Linked DNA regions of Homo sapiens: region 2 is linked to region 1. Evidence: chromatin contacts called from ENCODE Hi-C or POLR2A ChIA-PET data. All regions are on one chromosome and are shown on one strand. The core of a region is the stretch at or near the end of the contact, and the rest is flanking DNA. Distances in the headings are between cores, read along the strand shown.

What was found. A loop is a pair of places that touch in the nucleus more often than their neighbours do. ChIA-PET counts read pairs that join two places held with the same protein, here RNA polymerase II (POLR2A). Pooled maps may share reads with other maps.
Region 2: a map of PC-3 shows a loop between it and region 1 (2.3-fold over the local background). The contact joins two enhancer-like sites. A Hi-C loop is called at or near these places in 4 of 168 maps with a recorded cell type or tissue (DLD1, PC-3, PC-9 and 1 more), 1 of 37 single-sample maps with no recorded cell type and 1 of 50 pooled maps. POLR2A ChIA-PET finds 5 or more read pairs at or near these places in 2 of 52 experiments (PC-9 and Panc1).

Annotation. Positions count from the first base shown.
Region 1 is chr12:26,094,335-26,100,029 of GRCh38, forward strand. No RefSeq gene overlaps it. Among named protein-coding and RNA genes, the nearest start is that of BHLHE41, 28 kb to the right of the region's middle. RefSeq lists a silencer at 2,792-2,861. Within about 2 kb of position 3,342, at least 3 of the 41 ENCODE cell types and tissues checked have a DNase peak (open chromatin) inside an H3K27ac peak, as active enhancers do.
Region 2 is chr12:26,045,687-26,051,126 of GRCh38, forward strand. All of the region lies in intron 2 of RASSF8 (Ras association domain family member 8), which reads left to right. Among named protein-coding and RNA genes, the nearest start is that of BHLHE41, 77 kb to the right of the region's middle. RefSeq lists an enhancer at 1,757-2,356. Within about 2 kb of position 2,150, at least 3 of the 41 ENCODE cell types and tissues checked have a DNase peak (open chromatin) inside an H3K27ac peak, as active enhancers do.

The sequences.
Region 1 (5,695 bases), core at 2,092-4,591:
ATTAGCAGGTCTGAGGCAGCAAATGAAGAAATGAAGAAGAGAGATCTGGTAGAAACAGATGGATTGATCATTCAGAGAAGGAACAGCTGCCAACTCTACACTCAGGGAAGAGAACCAGAAAGATAAAATTTATTGCAAGATTTATTAGTAAGGGTTCTCCAGAGAAACAGAACCAATACGATGGATGGATAGATAGATGATAGATAGATGATAGATAGATAGATAGATAGACAGATAGATACATAGATAGATACATAGACAGAGATAAATATTTGTATCTCTATCTCCAGAAAGTGACCTATTACAAGGAATTGCTGAGACCTCCCCACAATCTGCTGTCTGCAAGGTGGAGATCCAGAAAAGCTGGCAGTATATAGTCCAATGTACCTCTGGAGGTCTGAGAATCAGAAGTACTGTTGGTTTAAGTCCCAGTTTGAAGACAGGAGAAAACCAATGTCTCAGCTTAAGTGGTCAAGCAGATAGCACGAATTCTCCCTTTCTCTGTCTTTTTGTTCTATTCAGGCCCTCAACAGATTGGATAATGCCTGCCCACAGAGGGAGGACAAACTACTCTACTCAGCCCATCCAAATGCTAACCTTACCTAGACACACCCTACAGACATTCCCAGAAATCACATGTAGCCTATATTTGGGTACCCGTAATCCAGTAAACTGGCACATAAAATTAACCACAGAGAAGGAGGACAAAGAAGGGAGGAGAAGAGAAATCATTTAAAAATTCTAATAGGCTAATGTCAATCAGTCATCAAGCAAAGACCAAACGAAGTTCAGTATACCATTTGAGAAGGCACAGGGAGGGAGCTGAGATATGTGTTTAAAAGATTGTTGTCTAAATGGAGTAAAATGAAATTTTACTATCAGCCTAGTAAAAAATTTAAATTGGATTTTCTACTGTATTATTATTATTATTATTATTATTATTATTATTATTATTATTATTTCAGAGATACTGTCCTGATCTTCCAAACCAGGTGGGTCCTGGAAAGCAGGAACTTTGCCTTCTACCTTTGGACTTCCTCTTCCCATGCTCACTCAGCACATTCCCCAAGGCTGGTACTCATAGAACAAGTGCATTTTTACCGAATCTTTCGTAAATTATAAATTTTCAATTTAAAATGACTCCTCCTAGCAAGCACAGTCACACTTTTTGAAAAGTTGAGCTGAAGAAATCCTAGTACTTGTCTATGCTTAAGTACTACTGAGTTTTAAATGTGAACTTGATTTTGCTTCAGAAGTCACATATTTATGCAGGTTTCTTTATAGCAAATATCCTTCAGTATTTTAGTCATTTAAAACATATCTCATTAGATATAGAAAACATCTTATAATAACCACATTAATAATCTTTATCCCCACCTCAAAATGATGGCTCTAAACTCAAAACAGTGTGCAAGTCAAGGTGCTATGAGGCCAGGAAACAAGCACATGGTTCTACCATCAGAATCCCATTTCAGCTGTTCCTGCCTGAGAGTAACTGCTGACCAGTTCACTAAAAGTTCCTCCACATTCTTCCAAAGAGCCTGAATTATACATTCCTATTGGGAGTTAATGGAAGCCCAAACAAGCAAAAACTAATTTTGGCTGTACTTTTGTGAAATTGATTCAAGTTAGGGCCAACTTCATGGGTATGTAACCTGCATGGTTGTACAGGGCATAGAACTCAGAAAGGCCCTGTGCTTAGTTCACTGCTCTGCTCTCAGCATCATGAAATGCTTAACAATTTTATTTTTGAACTTGTGTTTTGTAAGTGAATCCTGATAGGACAATGGAGCATGTGTGAGCAGAAGAGATGCATGCAACATGCCTACGTACTATGCTTTCCCTCCTCACCTGCATACAGAATTCATAGTGTCCCAGAGCACAGAATTCCAGGGGGCCCACAGTGCAAGACTCAAAGTTCATAAAGGAGGCGTGTTATATCTATAGCTGAGCAAGAGAGAACACTGAGAGGCCACTCTTTCCTTTTGAACCACAACTTGCTTCTAACACAGATAAAAATAATGGCATTCTCAGAAATTATATCACATCCTTTCTTCTTCAGCCAGCACTTAGGCTGAAAATTTTGACAAGAAAGGAAAGCAAAAGATAGGGCAACCCAGAGTCCCTTTACGTTTCAGTCCTTCCTTACTCATCAGCACACCAAAGGCAGACAGTGTTGGTTGAATATGCACGAATCAAGAAGTGACATAAAAACAAAGTAGTTTTGTCCAGCATTTTCACTATTTTGGTAAGAATCAAATATACATGCATGTGTGAGCTACAAAATTCAAATTGTGTAATTTTGGTAATACAAAAGCACAAGGTATATTTGTACATAATGGAAGTTACATTTGCTCTTATATTTGTGCTTAAAGGACACATCATAAAGATAAATGGTAACATTTATGCTAATCATGAAAATTTTCCATTTTTCTTTGGCATTTAATGGCATTTAATGCCAATTTTCCATTTGGCATTAAATGGCAAATTTTAAAACCCCATAACTAGTCAGGAGAGAGACTATGGAAGAAAAGAAAAGGTATTTTAGTACCTTTAGTGGCATTTTTTCCTGTTTGTTGAACAAAGGGCATCACATTTTTCATTTAGTGCTGGGTCCTGCAAATTTTGTAGCCACCTTGTAGGTGAGAAAAGCAGAAAATGATGAGAAAATTAAACTTGAAGCAATGACAGAAAAACATTAAACGACTATTTCTGCAGGGAGTCAGCAAAAAGTGTTCTAACTATTCATTCTGAAAGAATAATATACTATAACTTTCTCAATTACCTCTATCATTTAAACAAAGCACATTAATTTACTTCCCATTCACTTGGCCCTGGGGGTAGGGAGAGTCCCTGGTTATTTCAAGAATCCAATGTCTGCAGTAACAACGAGTCTTACACTAGGGGGCAGCAGCTACCGTCCAGCCACCTTCCAGGGCTCCAAAGCTGCGCCTTAGGTGAATCCTTACTTGAAGAGATCCTGAAAAAATGAAGGAAAACACATTACTAAAGAAGTTTTCTTTTTATCTTTATATTAATTTGCTTTGCTGCAGTGTTTCTGAAAGAGAATGGGCCGCTCGTTCTGAAGATTTAAGGTGTTTCTTTGCCAATAAAGAAATAGCAATTGAACATATTTTATCTGCTCACACTCCATGGCTCATTTCTGAAGTGACAAAGTAACATGGTCTGAAAGATCTTTTTAAACTTAGTTTCTCTGTACAGCCTAGTAGTAATTGGTAATTTTTATCTACTATGGATTTGATCAAAAGGAACAACTCATTGCACTGAGAACACTAAGCTATCGAGTGATACCAAGTGTTAATTTTGTAATTCATGAAGAGTACAGATTTTAGAGGGAAACTGCTGAGTCAAGGGATTACTCAGTCTTTACAAATCCACACTCACTCAGCTTGGCTTGAATTATTAAAGAATCAGGTTGTCCTAACTATGAACAAGAATCCAGAAGTCCAGACTTTATTTAAAAAAAAAAAAACCAGAATGTGTGAAGATGGGTATATTTGCAAAGATGTGGAGAGTTATTCAGTTTGTGCTAAAATAAGAATAGCATTGTCCTACAACTGAGTTGGCTCAAATATAGTTTGCAATATAGCATTCATTTGTTCCAACACAATTTTCCAAATACAAATTTAATGAAAATGTAGATTGAAAGTCCCATTAAATAACATGCTAAGAAACCACTATTGTGAATTCCAAATTCTCTGGCAATATTTCATAAAGAAGTTCTTTTTATCCCAGCTTACTATAAACCTTCAGGGTGGTGGTTCTCAATTGAGACAGTTCCATCTACTAGATAGTATTTGAAATTTTGCAGGGGTGTTTTTGGTGGTCTCAGTGATTACAGGAACTACTTCCTTTTAAGATGGTGGAAAAACGGTAGCAAGAAAACAAACAAAGAAGTTTACCAATGGGCCAAGAACCTGAACAGACATTTCTCAAAAGATGACACACAAATGGCCAATAAGTTCATGAAAAAAATGCTCAACAGCACTCATCATTAGGAAAATGCAAATTAAAGCCACAATGAGATACTACATCACATACAAAAGATAACACATGTTAGCAAGGATGTGGAGAAAAGGGAACCCTTTACACTGTTAGTGAGAATGTAAATTAGTACAGCCATTATGGAAAATGGTATGGGGGTCCTCATAAAACTAAAAATAGAACTACCATATGATCAAGCAATCCCACCTCTGGGTATGTATTCAAAAGTGTTGAAATCAACATGCAAAAGAGATATCTGCATTCCCATGTTCACTGCAGCATTATTCACAAGAATGTGAATGCCAAACTACGGAAGCAACCTAAGCGTTCATCGACAGATGAGTGGATAAAGAAACGTGGTACATAGACACAGGGAAATACTATTCAGCCTTAAAAAAGAAGGAAATTCTGCCATTTGTGACAACATGAATGAACATGGAGGACATTATACTAAGTGAGATAAGCCAGGCACAGAAAGGCAAATACCACATGATCTCACTGACATGTAGAATCTAAAAAAGTCGAACTCATACAAGTAAAGTGGGGGCTACCAAAGGCTAAGGGAGAAGGAGTGAGAGGGTATGGGGAGATGTTGGTCAAAGGGCACAAAGTTTCAGTTAGACAGAAGTAATAATCTTTCGAGATCTATTGCATATCAGGGTGATATGGTTAATAATAACGTATATTTCAAAGTAGCTAAGAGAATAAATTTAGAATATCTCCCAACAAAAAATGGTAAGTGAGGTAATTGATATGTTAATTAGCCTGTTTTAATCATTCCACATTGTATACCTATATCAAAACATCACATTGTACCCCATAAATGTATAAAATTATCATTTGTCAATTAAAATAATGTTAATTTTTAAAAATATGCGTGAGAGAGCCAGGGATGTTAAACATATTACAGAGCATAGGTCAACCCTTGACAATGAAAAATTATTGTCCTATCTCTCACAATGTTTAATGCCCTATCTGTTTTACATATAAGCATAAATTGTTTTTAGCATGGTTTTTTTTCCTCTCTTTTTGTTTTTAGAGACAAGATCTCATGCCCAGGCTGGAGTGCAGTGGCAAGATCATGGCACACTGCAGCCTTGATCTCCTGGGCTTAAGCAATCTCCCACCTCAGCCTCCCAAAGTGCTGGAATTACAGATGCAGGCCACCATTCACAGCCCTAGCATCATTTTAATAAAATTGAGTGTTCCAAGAATACAACTACCAGTTGAGTTGAGGAGAGATTATGCTTTATTTAACTCAGAACTTTACCCAGGTTTGTTAACCATCTTTGAAGTTCATTTCACAGGAGCATCTTAACTTCTGGAACTGAGTCACCAATAGAATAAACTGATAACAATCTGTGTTTGTAGCTCTTGATTCAAGGTGGTTCTAAGTATACATTTAAATATACTTTTTATTCTTTATTCAAAATGTCAAATATGAAAAGAAGAGTCAACTTGAAGGTAATATATTGGCATCAATATATTAACAGTATAAGCACCTGACTACTTCATTACATTTTGTAGCATAGCTACCATCTGTGCCTTTCCATACTTAAATATATATATATTTATATATTATTATATATAATTATATATATAATTTCTTTTATTTCTCCTTTATATCAAAGTTAAGGCATTACATTATTTTAATAATATTATTGATATATGATAGTTATATTTTTTAAAA
Region 2 (5,440 bases), core at 900-3,399, 50 kb before region 1:
ACAATACCATAAATGAGAAGTCCATAGTCATCTTGGTTTCATGGATAAAAAATAAATGTCTTTTTATCCCCTATTAAGTAGAATGGTGGATTTCATTGCAAAATGTTAAATATTAAATATGTAAATAATTCAAGTAGTTTGATTTTTAAATATTAAATTAAGGAATTAGATTCATTATACCTGAATGGTGACTGGAAGGTAACGAACTTAATTTGCCATCTCTTACGTAGACAAAAAGTCCCTAATCAGGTGGCCCATACCTATTCAGGTGTGCAGAAGAAAAGTGATTCTATTTTTGGCAGACAGATTTTAATGGAAAGGACATAGATTTGGGCGATCAGATAACATCTGGATTCAGACTGGAGCTCTATTCCTGCTTTACTGAGATGAGAGAGACTGGAAGGAGCAGTTTTCACCAGGAACCTCAGGGGTTGTATATTCCTAAGTCTGATTTGAACACCACCTCTTTCTTCTCCTTATTTCTGTGGCAACAATTGACTAAATTTATATCATTTGGTTTAGTAGTGTTGGAAATTATAATTCCCATGGTCACATTTACTTGATTACTTTCTCTCCTAAGCCAGAATTAGTGATTACAAATGTCCTTGCAAACTTTGCTAATAACTTTATTTCATGAATAGAAGTAACTGTGTCACTAGTGGTTCTGAGTGTTAGATTTGCATCTGCCACTTACTGGGTGGGTAACCCTGAGTAAGTTACTGATTCTCTATGCCTGCATTTCCTCTTTTGTTTAATAATTCATGTCACATAGAGCAACAGATGAGTATTAAAAGGATTAAATATCTGTTCTGCCTTGGTGACAGCCAAAAAGATTTAAAAAATTTTTTAAAGGATTAAATAAAAGGGTGCCTGGGCACAGTGGCTCAGGGCTATAATCCCAGCACTTTGGGAGATCGAGGTAGGAGAATCACTTGAGACCAGAAGTTCAAGACCAGCTGGGCAACATAAGGAGACCCCATCTCTTTAAAAAAAAATAGTATTTATATAAAACAGTCAACATTGCGTCTTTCACATAGTAAGAATTCTTGTTGCTAGATTCAGTAAAAGCAAGGTGTTACCATTTGGCTAGTTAGTTTTCAATGAAGGTACCAATGTGTACCTGCTTAAGGAGAAATATCACAGATATAGTTATACTTAAATCTACCTTAAAATATCACCAAGTTTTCACTAATTTTGTTTTTCCATAGGAGTGTATTATACTCACTGTCAGTTTTCTCATGATTTGTGAAAGAAAGCCATGAAATAGCACATGTAGTAGAAAGCATAATTTAATTGATGGCAGAGTTCAGGGATTTTCACATGAAGACTTTGAGAGTGTGGTCTCTAATCCCAGTTCTGAGAGCTTTAACGGGAGTTAAACCATCATAGAACTTGGCACTGCACACATGCCTCAGATCATCTCTGGAGGGTTGCAAAGTAGTCTGGGAACCTAACAGAAAGTATAATTGCAAAACAGATGGCTTTTTATGTTCCTTTTTATAATACTGCAGCAAGAAATGGAGCCCAATGGTATATTATTTTTATATTTCTTATTTATGAGATTTTGTGCCAGGAAGGTCAAATTGTAAGGTCCCATATTGTTCCACCTTCCATAAACATTTAAGAAAATTAGCAAGAACAGACCACACACAGTTTTTTCTTGCTAATGTTCTTATATCAATAATAACTCATTTTATGATCTCTTTTAACTAGAATTCTTGAGAGGGGCAACTCCCTCAACATCTTCTGTACTGGGCCCTTTAATATATGTAAAACTTAATCATTTAATTTCAGTTTTCTGAATAATCTAAAGTAGTTTTGTGCAAAGACTGGCTCTGCCGTCACCTGTGCATGGGACCTTGATCCTGTGTATAACCTGGCCAGGCCTCAGCCTTCTATGTTCAGTGAAATGACTGTACTAGTTGATGACCAGTGGGCTGCCAGCTATGAAAGGCGAGACATATTAATGCTTTGAATGAAACTATGTCGACTTAGCTGGTAACTACCGTCTCTAGCAGCAGAGAGGCCTGGACAAAAGAGCACCAGCAGGAGATCCACCTGCCTGGGTCCCTTCAGGGCTGCCCTGCCATCAGGGGTCAGATTGTAGGCATGGCTTCAAAGACAGCCACACTGTGAAAGTTTAAGAGTTTGTAGTACTTACTGACCCTGGGGGGTACACAGCACGCCTGGAGGCCACATGTAGGTAGGTCAGGTTGCAAGCAGGTAGAGAGAAAGGGAGCTGGCAAGTAGCATTCTATTTTGGGTAATGAAATGTGAGTCACAGGCAGATGCCGTAAGGGTCCATTTAAAGGAAGCGGCTAGAAAGCAGGAAGCCCAGTCCATGAGGCAGGAGAGATACCTCCAAGTTTTTATTCCTGGCCACTGGCTGGAACCATTTGGGTAGGCTGTAGTACTGGAAACTATGTCAAGGGCAATTGAGCCGGGTTGACTTATATTTAAAAATGGATGCTGAGGCAGCATAAAATTAAAAGCACTCACTGTGCACTGTGCTGATCCATTTGGTTTCCGGGAACTCTGAAATGCATAACCTTTTACATGCCTGGAGAAAGTACCATCATTCACCCATCCCTGACATCTCTAGGTATGAGAAGCTGACAGCTTCTTTAGAGCCTTCACCAGGTAGAACCAAATGTATTTTTGAGTGTTGCTGGTAGGCTTATGACTTGGGAAGAAGAATATAGCAAGGCTGGAGTGGTAGAGAGGAGGGGGAAAAAAAGAAAAGAAAGATGCATATGCTGAGAATAATGGCATTTGTGTGGAATGGTGGATTCCAGTTAGAGGTGACTCAGGGCTACTAGTACTGGAGAGATTGGGCCCATCAGGAATTGTCTTGTAATGAGGGCTACAGGGCCATTGGAAGCCCTGACCAAGACTGAATTGTACATTTCTGTGTGTTGCTCTCCATTCATTCCTTTGCACTATTTTCATTTTTCATACCTCCCAAGTGGCTATTTTTTCATGCCACTCATGGCTCTCTCTAGCCTCTCTGTGCCTTCTTCCTCTCTCACCTTTTTGTTTTTGTTTTGTTTTTTGTTTGTTTGTTTTGTTTTGTTTTGTTTTTTTCAGACGGAGTTTCACTCTTGTCGCCCAGGCTGGAGTGCAATGGTGCATTCTTGGCTCACCGCAACCTCCACCTCTCATGTTAAAGCGATTCTCCTGCCTCAGCCTCCCTAGTAGCTGGGATTACAGGTGCCCACCACCATACCCAGCTAATTTTTTTTTGTATTTTTAGTAGAGACGGGGTTTCACCATATTGGCCAGGCCGGTCTCGAACTCCTGACCTCAGGTGATCCGCCTACCTTGGCCTCCCAAAGTGCTGGGATTACAGGCGTGAACCACTGTGCCCAGCCCTCCTTCATCTTTTTTAAGGTATGGTGTTCTGGGCTTAAAATCCCAAGCTAAATACTTGCCTTGTAAGTGCACTTCTGTCAGATAGATGTCACAGAAGAATTCAGTCTAATAAGCATGTTCTTGTGTTTCCATGGGGTATTAGAATGATTTTACAAAACATAACTTGGAAGGGATGGGAAGAAATGACTTTTTAGTGGTGTTGGCTAGTAAATTAGATTAGTAAGAGGAATTATTCTGAAGCTGGGCTAATTTTTGAGATGAGCCTTTGATTATTGAAAACATATCTCTTAGTTTTCTAAAACAGGTAATTTTACATAAAGATTTTGTTTTTCCTTGAATTACAATTACTACATAAAAATCTTACATTTCCACTGTGAACTTTAATTGACTGGCAAAAATTAACCCAAATTGTTAATTTAGAAATAAGTGCCATCCTTCAGTTATTCTGCAGCATATTGTACTCCCAAAAGATTTCCAATGCTGTTTTATGCACCGTTGATTAACCCTGCTGGGTATGAGAGAAGTCTCTACTTCAAAGTCATAGAGCTTTAACATTGTATATGGTCGAAAAAATATAATTGTCAGTAAGCTATCTGGAGCTGGGCTTTTAATAAGAAACTCAACTGAGTGCCCTTGTAGCACTCAGTGTAAATTTGATGCTCAATGAAAAACTAAAGTTACTAGTTATATTCATTTGAAAAGTTTATCCTAAGGAAAAGACGGAATTCTTTTTTTTGTTTTTTGAGACGGAGTCTCGCTCTGTCACCCAGGCTGGAGTGCAATAGTGTGATATCTGCTCACTGCAAGCTCCGCCTCCCAGGTTCACACCATTCTCCTGGCCTCAGCCTCCCAAGTAGCTGGGACTACAGGTGCCCGCCACCACGCCCGGCTAATTTTTTGTATTTTTAGTAGAGACAGGGTTTCGTGTGTTAGTCAGGATGGTCTTGATCTCCAGACCTCGTGATCTGCCCGCCTCGGCCTCCCAAAGTGCTGGAATTACAGGCGTGAGCCACCACGCCCAGCCAAAGACATAATTCTTAATAGAAGGATCAGTATTCTCATACCAATAACTTTAACTTGATTCATAGCATGTTTTATACTAGATGTGACTGAAATTTTAAAATATGAATTACAATTTCTAATATCTGCTTACAATTTTTGAATGTGCTGCTGCTCTAGGTATGTGGATTAGTAACCTAAAATGTCTTTATTTTCAGATGCTCTTATTAGTATAAATGTTTCTGAAAATTTGCATTGCTATTGATTTGTCCTTCCATAAAAAAGAAGTTTATACTTTTTAAGTTAGAACTTTCACTTCTGTCCCAGACCTAACTCTTGAATTCAAACTGTGTGCCGAGCCCTGTACTAGATAAGGTACAATTTGAAAAGACATTATTTCATGCCATTTCTTACAAATGCTGCTTGGAAAAATATGCGTCTTGACTCAAATCACACAAGAGGTAGTAGACTCGGGATTTGAACCTTGGTGCATCTTGTTTCCACTAATCAACATTGTCTCAAACAAAATGACTTATTCCAGAAAGTATATTTTAATAGTGTGAATTTAAAGAAAATGCAGAAAATCTCCAAGAAATTTTGCTTTGTATTTAAGACAGGAGTTAAAATTAATGTGTATGTTCAGACATATTTTATTTAGGATTCTGTAGAAATAAAGCTGGATGTGATTTTCCAAAACTGAAGGAATAATTCATTGATGCTGAAAAAGGAACCTGAGCATCAGATGCTCATTTTGCTGGCATGTGTTTTTCATAGATTCTTTGAATTAATTAATTCTTTGCAGTTTCTTAGCATGATTTAGCACCTCTTTTCTTTGTTTTGAAATGGCAAGTTTGTATATATTATCTGATCGTTGTTTATTGACAAAAACCAGTTTCCAGGTGATTAAAGATAAGATTTCTTAGGGTGGTTTAGGACATTTTAAAAAAACATTTATTGGGTACAGTGAATCCTTTTGGGAACCCTAGCCTTATTTATTCTTTAGTTTCTGTATTCAGCCAAATTTCAAATATGTGTCCCAAATTACTAGATTTTTTTGACACTGGAAAAG